2 separate regions of the Homo sapiens genome follow, and region 1 is linked to region 2. A link is a contact called in ENCODE Hi-C data. All regions are on one chromosome and are shown on one strand. The core of a region is the stretch at or near the end of the contact, and the rest is flanking DNA. Distances in the headings are between cores, read along the strand shown.

Region 1 (3,707 bases), core at 894-3,393, 520 kb before region 2:
GTCTCAAAATAAAAAATAAGTAAATAAAAAGTCTAAAGGAACCAGTTGTTTTAAAAGTCGTAGTTAATGGTCAAAGTATGACGTAAGCCTGCAAAATGCAATGTAAATAATTAAAAATAGACATTACTTTCAGTTTTACGCAAAATTAAAATTCTACATTACCATCTTCTGATTATGAGTTGTGTAAGCTCACTCCGATAAGTTTATGTAATTTAGTGTCCAGGAGAATTAAGTCCAACATTTACTACTTAGAATAGCATGAACTGGCACAAACTCCAGTCTTACTAACCCATCTCATGTGTTATTATCACTCAGTATAAATGACTGTAGAAAAATTAAGGAAGATACCATAATATCCATACATTCACAGAAGCAGTAATTGTAGCCTCCCATTAATGTCACATTCTATCCTTACGCTCTGCTCACATCCTTACCCACAGTATGTTAGAACATATCTTTCAGGAATACTTATACACTGTTAGTGGGAGTCTAAATTAGTTTAACCATTGTGGAAGACAGTGTGGTGATTCCTCAAAGACCTAAAGACAGAAATACCATTCGACTCAGCAATTTCAATACTGGGTATATACCCAAAGGAATATAAATCATTCTATTATACAGACACATGCACCCGTATGTTCGTTGCAGTACTATTCACAATGGCAAAGACAGGAAACCAACCTAAATGCCCATCAGTGATAGAATGGATAAAGAAAATGTGGCATATATACTTTATCGAATGCTATGCAATCATGAAAAAGAACAAGATCATGTCCTTTGCAGGGACATGGATGGAGCTGGAGGCCATTACTTTTAGCAAACTAACGCAGGAACAGAAAACCAAATCCCACATGTTCTCATTTATAAGTGGGAGCTAAATGATGAGAACACATGCACACACAGAGGGGAACAACACACACCGGGGCCTTCCAGAGGGTGAACGGTGGGAGGGAGAGGATCAGGAAAAACAACTAATAGGTACTAGGCTTAATACCTGGGTGATGAAATAATCTGTACGACAAATCCCCATGACACAAGTTAACCTATGTAACAAACCTGCACTTAAAAGTTAAAAGTCAAACAACAGACAAACAAACAAATATATCTTTGAAAGCATCACGGGGATTCCCTGCTAAGGAATTCTTTTACAGGCTGGGCGTGTTGGCTCACTCCTGTAATCCTAGCACTTTGGGAGGCCAAGATGGGTGGATCATTTGAGGTCAGGAGCTCGGGACCAGCCTGGCTAACATGAAAACCCCGTCTCTACTAAAAGTACAAAACTTAGCTGGGCATGGTGGTGCATGCCGGTGAAATAATCTGTACAACAAACCCCTAATGACACAAGTTAACTTATGTAACAAACCTGCGCTTTTACCCCTGAACTTTAAAGTTAAAACAAACAACAAACAAAAAAACAAACAAACAAACGTATCTTTGACAGCATCATGGGGATTCCCTACTAAAGAATTCTTCTACAGGCCGGGCATTGTGGCTTCTGCCTGTAATCCTAGTACTTTGGGAGGCTGAGGCAGGCAGATCACTTGAGGTCAGGAGTTCAAGACTAGCCTGGCCAACATGGCAAAAACCCGTCTCTACTAAAAATGCAAAAATAAGCCAGGTGTGGTGGTGTGCGACTGTAATCCCAGCTACTCAGGAGGCTGAGGCAGGAGAATCACTTGAACCCAGGAGGCGGACGTTGCAGTGAGCCAAGACTGCCCTACTGCACTCCAGCCTGGGTGACAGAGCGAGACTCCAAATCAAAAAGAAAAAAAAGAAAATTCTTTTACTTACCATCCTTTAATTTTTCTGTAAATATAACGTTTCTTGTGCAGGATAACTTTTACAGGAACCCAGATCAGTAGAGTCACTAACGCAACATAGGCAATAGAACAGGAGATGATCAGCCAGTAGTGTGTGTTGTCAGATCTAGCCCTTGTTCCTTGGTAGGCGGTGGCAAACTGTTCTGTGATCACGAGTGTGGGGATGGAGAAAGCGGCAAACTCTAGGAGCTCAAAAACCACGAACTTAATGAGCCTTCCAGAAGCCATCCTGAGGAAAAGCAAGCTGCCAAGAACCTGGGACTCCCTCTTTGACTGTGGGCAGCATATGGACCCACAGACACTGAACTGGGATCAAGTTCCTTGTCCTCGAATCGCTAACCAGTGACTTTTTATTCTTTTATTGACCCTCATATGGTTCAATGATCTCCTAACTTAACAACCGTGGTCTCTTAAAGGAACAGGACCATTGTGGAAGTGATCACTCAACATATTTGCACATCCATTATTAGAAGTCAAATGAACTTTAGAGCATGCCCGGGAGCATGGGTAAAAGCAGGGTTTTAAAAAGGTGTTTATTGCTAACGTTAGCACAAAACCATTTGTGTGATAGTCAATTCTTGTTAAGTAAAACTGCTGGAATAATATAATTTTAGAGTTAAAGGGGAATAGATAGAATCCAACCCTCTATTTTTACATAAAAGCAAATTCAGGCAAAGGGAGATACTCAAACCTAAGTCTTCATCTTGGAAAACCATCCCTCCCTTTCAAGTGCTTGAAAAGGGAGTTTGTATTCACTTTATCAACTCTCTAACCAGGATTCTCCCTAATACTTAAGATATTTATTCATTATTGTGCATTAGTTGCCATATAACACAAATTAATGTTATTTTTGTTTTGCTGCACAGGAAACTGAAATGGTGACATTAGAAGCCTGTTATCAAGATTTACACATTAACAGCTATCTGTGACTAGCTCAAATGCATATCAAATGTTTAAAGAATGACAATTGTCTCCATGAATATCCTTCCTTTGAAAAACATACTTGAGACCGGGCATGGTGGCTCACACCTGTAATCCCAGCACTTTGGGAGGCTGAAGCGGGCAGATCACCTGAGGTCAGGAGTTCGAGACCAGCCTGGCCAACATGGTGAAACCTCGTCTCTACTAAAAAATACAAAAATTAAGGCCAGGCACGGTGGCCCACACCCGTAATCCCAGCACTTTGGGAGGCTGAAGCAGGCAGATCACCTGAGGTCAGGAGTTCAAGATCAGCCTGACCAACATGGTGAAACCCCATCTGCACAAAAAACGAAAAAAATACAAAATTAGACGGGTGTGGTGGTGCATGCCTGTAATCCCAGCTACTTGGGAGGCTGAGGCACGAGAATCGCTTGAATCTGGGAGGTGCGGAGGTTGCAGTGAACCGAGATTGCACCATTACAATCTAGCCTGGGCAACAAGAGCGAAACTCCGTCTCAAAAAAAAAAAAAAAAAGCAAAAATTAGAGGGGCGTGGTGGCACATGCCTGTAATCCAGCTACTTGGGAGGCTAAGGCAGAAGAATCACTTCAACCAAGGAGGCTGAGGTTGCAGTGAGCTGAGATCATGCCACTGCACTCCAGCCTAGGCAACAGAGCAAGACACCTTCTCAAAAAAAAAAAAAAAAAAAAGAAAAGAAAAACATACTAGAGCACTTACAATGAGCATTTTAGTATGTGTTAGGGTGTGAAGATGAATGAATGACAGCAGTTCCTGTTCTGAAAGTGCTTGAGGTCCAATGGAGGAGATAAAATGAGGAACCACAACAAAAAACCAAGGCCAGAAGAGTGTAAATGAAGTGCTACAGGGACACAGGTGAACTTCACCTTGCTTCACCTTGGGGTTGTGGGAAGAGGATGGGCACATAAGCACGGTCAGGATGGACGGG
Region 2 (4,151 bases), core at 1-2,500:
CGGCTCGCGGTGCCCGGGCCGCCGAACATCCTGCGGTAGGAGGACGAGGACACGGACCTGGTGGACATGGCTGCGGAGGGTGGCGATGGCCTGGGCGGCGGCGGTGGCGCGGACTGGCTCCCGGAGAAGAGGCGAACGAGGGCGCGGTGGGTGTGGGTGGTGGGAGCGCGGCTGCGTCTCTGGCGCGGGGACCTCGGAGCGAGAGTGGCAGAGGACTGGACCCCGCCGAGGGCGCTGTTTTTATAACCCCGTTAGGAAAGAGGGTCCCCTCCCACTGCCATCCCAGCCGCGGAGCGCGCCAGCCAATAGGGACCTAGCGAGAAGCGGGGAGGGTGGGCGGGTGGGGTGGGGGCGCCCTCGAGCCTTCCTGCTCCGGGGCCTGGGACTGGGCATGGTCCCGTTACTTCAGCGCTGGGCTGGGACTTTTGGGGGCTTTCCGGATGATAGTCTGAGCTGGGCTCACCCTGGGGTGCTGAAAAAGGCGGGGTCGCGCGGTGAGGGGGGGGTCCGCCTGGGACTGAACCAGAGGGGTCCGGTGGCACCACGCCAAAGGGGCGTGGGAGGAGGTGCGCGGCGGTCTCGGGGCTGCGGTCAGGCGGGGAGACCCGCGGGCAAAGGAGCGGGAAGAGGAAAGAGTAAGGAATCCCTCAGATCTGAAGTCGCGGAGAAAGAAACAAAGAGCGCCTGAGATTGGAACGCGGGGTGGGGGCGCGCACAGCGCAGGAACGCAGGGCTCAGGCCTCGCCGCAGCCTCGCGCGCCGCCCGCTTGGAAAGGGGGGCTGCTCCGGCCCGCGCCTCTGTCCATCGACTTGCCTTGGCGGAGAGATGTTGGGGGGAGGGGAGGTTCTGTCGAGGGACCTAACGGGCTCAGTCCAGCTTCGGACGGCGGGAGTTGCGAGACGGCGGTGGCAGAGGAAAGCCCGAGGGAGAGGGGTGGGGTCGCTTAGTCACCGGCGGTGACTCACCGCGCCCTGCTGTCCCGCCGATTGAGGGCTCCTAGCGGTTTAGGGGAAACCGTTAGACCAGATTGATTCAAGTCTCAGCGGGCTCCGCGCGCGCTGCTAGTTCTCAGTGCTACCAACTTACAGCTGGGCCATCGCCTTGCTGTGTGCGGTCGGGCCCTGTGGGGGACAAGAGCGCCCCTAAGTTTTTAATAACTCGCTAAAGCCTGTCTTTGCTCGAATGTGCGGACTTTTTGTTAGCAAGAAACTTCTGCAGCCTTTGGAGAGGCGCCATACGTGGGCCTCCCAGATCACGATTGCACCGGGAAGGTTTTTCTTGCAGAGTCCCCGCCCCCGTCCCTCTGGTCTCCTCTCGCTCTTCCCCCTCCCCCCATGAAACCACACCCAACTTTTTAAACAAGATCTGAAAATTCTGGGTGAAAGAGGAAACTCGACGTCCGTAGTTTCAAAATAGAACTCAGTGATCAGTGGTTTTTACCCTGGTGGAAGTCATTAAAGGTATAATATGAGCCAGTTAAAGAATTAATTAGGTGTTGCTTAAAAACCCCAATTTGATTAATGAGTTCAAATGAAAGGCAATTATGTAACACAAATGACAGAATCTTTGGCGGCAATAGATTTATGTGTTAATTTTAGGACAGCAATGCACAGTACAGGGTTCACGGTGATTTGTCTGGGAAATGCCATAGGTCCTGTTTTCCAAAAGAATTCGTGCAATTGACCTTGGGGTGAGGGGGATAAAACTGTCTACGCAGCAAAAAACTTCGTGTCCAAGACATGGAGGGAGTGTTCAGATTCGGTCACCTTAACCTTTCTAGGGAAATCACTCAATTCAAGGGCTGTTGTTTCAATATTAGTAACGAGCAGAGCTGAGTACTTACCCGCCAAGGGAGATAAAAGGAGACTATGTAAATCAGTCTTCTCGTGATTTAGTAGCAATTGAAAAGGCACAGGTTTTTTTGAGTATTTAGATTTATGGTGTACTGAAAGGATTAACTGCAGAACCACTGTAAAATTGATTCTGCAGTGGATAGGAGAAAAAAAAGTATTTCTCTCTTTTTTTTTGGTGGCGGCAGGGGGTACTGCAGGTTACTTGGTATTTAAGAAACATAATTTAGAGGTAAATGAAGAGCGTATTCTGACTTCTTTGGACAAGCCTCTTTTAGGCAATATTTTGTTTACCTTATCCCAGTTCGTTCTTGCAAATGGTGCTTGCCAAGGTGGAATTACAGGACTCTCTACTGCCCAGCTCGCCTGCTGGGGCTTTCTTTTATTCTCTCTTTCACTGGGAGGCTGCAGGTCATTCCCCAAGAGCATTCCTGGGGCTGGGTGCCCTGGAGGACAAGCCTATGCTCTGAGTTACATCTTGCTTTCTGAGAGCCCTTTATTCAAGCCACTGCTCAGCAAATGCCACCATTGTGAGTGTGCCTGGAACCCTTAGAATGAGAAAAGTGATCTCCCTATGGGAGGAAGAGAGTGTGGAACTCACTTCTACGTGCAGTGCCGATCCCAGGGCAATGCGACGCTTGCTGACTGACTCACTATGGAAAAGGAGGACAAGGCATTGGCGAGGTGTGGCACTGTGCCCTGCTGGTGCCCATAGCCGATTCCTCAGGGCTGCGGTGATGTCTCCTGGAATGGGCACTGGTCCTCTTCATCATCTCAGGGATAGGTAGCTCCTCCTTCCAACCTGTCCCCATTCTGAAGTCTCTGGGCTGTGATAGGCTGCTCTCTTGTCACAGACATATGTTTGTTTGATGCATATAGAATGTATAAAAGTGTAGGTGTTCTGTAGTCCCAGCACTTTGGGAGGCCAAAGCAGGAGGATTGCTTGAGATCAGGAGTTTGAGACCAGCTTAGGCAACATATATATATGAAACCAAAAAAAGCCAGGCGTGATGGTGCACACCTGTGGTCCCAGCTACTTGGGAGACTAAGGCAGGGGGATTGCTTGAGCCTGGGAAATTGAGGCTGCAGTAGGCTGTGCACACCACTGCACTCCACCCTGTGCAACAGAGTGAGAACCTGTCTCAAAATAAAGTATATGTATGTACTACACACACATATACATACGCACATATACAGCGTTCAATGTGTTTTTCCTATTAGAAAATGCCATTGTTTTTGGTGGGCTGCAAGAGAAGTGAAAGTTGCAGAAACACTTTCATTCATTCATGTAGAATTCATGAGACTTAAGAATTCATTTCATTCTGAGATAAGATATACAGTGCCTCAATCAATGGGTGATAGTTTTCAGTCAGGGAGATCAATGAATCTGAACTCACATCCTTGAGTGAGACAACTCAGCCTGCTCTCTATGCTACTGTGTTCTTAGGTATCTTTTGGGTACACAGACATAGCTTTCCCGGGTTTTGTGTTTATTTTTTAATTGCTATGAAAACCTATCTGAGAAGTATTTTCAAGTGCTGGACTGGGAAGCTGCTTTCAACACAGCATGATGCAAGTTGCATATAAATAAAGACGTGGTGGTATAATTCATAGGCCAGGCATAAACACTACCACATCTAAATTACCAACAGTGATTTTGGAATTTGCAAGCTGTCATGATGTCAGTTGAATTGGGTGACTTAAACTGACGGACCAGCCAGCCGTGTGGACAGAAGCTTAGTGGCCTATGGAGGCTTTGGGAAAGCTGGCTAGCCATGCCAAGAGAACAGCATCTAGCAGGACTGTTTGGATGGAATGTTAGAAAGAAGAAGGAGGGTACACTGAGAGCATGAAAACCATAGCAAAACCTAAAATCCATGGAAATACAGGTAATAATAATAAATAGTATAATAGGTAATGTCGATGCCAACTGAATGACAGACACTGTGTATATATTTAATTTAACTTGATGCACTCACACCCTCCTGCAAGATAGACTTGATCATCCATTTCACTAATGAGGAGCCTAAGATGCAGGCTAGCAATTTTCTTGTGGTTGTATGACTAGCAGGGGTGGGAAGAAGGGGACAAGAATTTGAATCGAGGCCTTTCTGACTCTAAATGCACTTCTCTTTTCTGTTTGCCTTGATAACAAAATTTTGCTTACTATCAACCAGTTCAATTCACAAATATTAAGTGCTGGACTTATCATTTAGGGACCTACTGTGTTCCAGGAACTGAAGAGATGGGATGATTAACACAGATCTTGCTGCGAAGGGGCATATTTTTAGAGGAATTTG

What was found. A loop is a pair of places that touch in the nucleus more often than their neighbours do. Pooled maps may share reads with other maps.
Region 1: a pooled map shows a loop between it and region 2 (2.1-fold over the local background). The contact joins the promoter of TMEM236 here to the promoter of VIM in region 2. A Hi-C loop is called at or near these places in 2 of 37 single-sample maps with no recorded cell type and 4 of 50 pooled maps.

What each region holds. Positions count from the first base shown.
Region 1 is chr10:17,750,637-17,754,343 of GRCh38, reverse strand. It overlaps TMEM236 (transmembrane protein 236), which reads right to left and starts at 2,143. Exons shown (of 4, transcript NM_001098844.3): 1 at 1,792-2,143. The coding sequence starts at 2,048.
Region 2 is chr10:17,225,340-17,229,490 of GRCh38, reverse strand. VIM (vimentin) reads right to left here and starts at 1,250. Exons shown (of 10, transcript NM_003380.5): 1 at 967-1,250; 2 at 1-215. The coding sequence starts at 68. VIM-AS1 (VIM antisense RNA 1) reads left to right here. Exons shown (of 3, transcript NR_108061.1): 1 at 1-146. RefSeq lists a silencer at 2,557-2,771.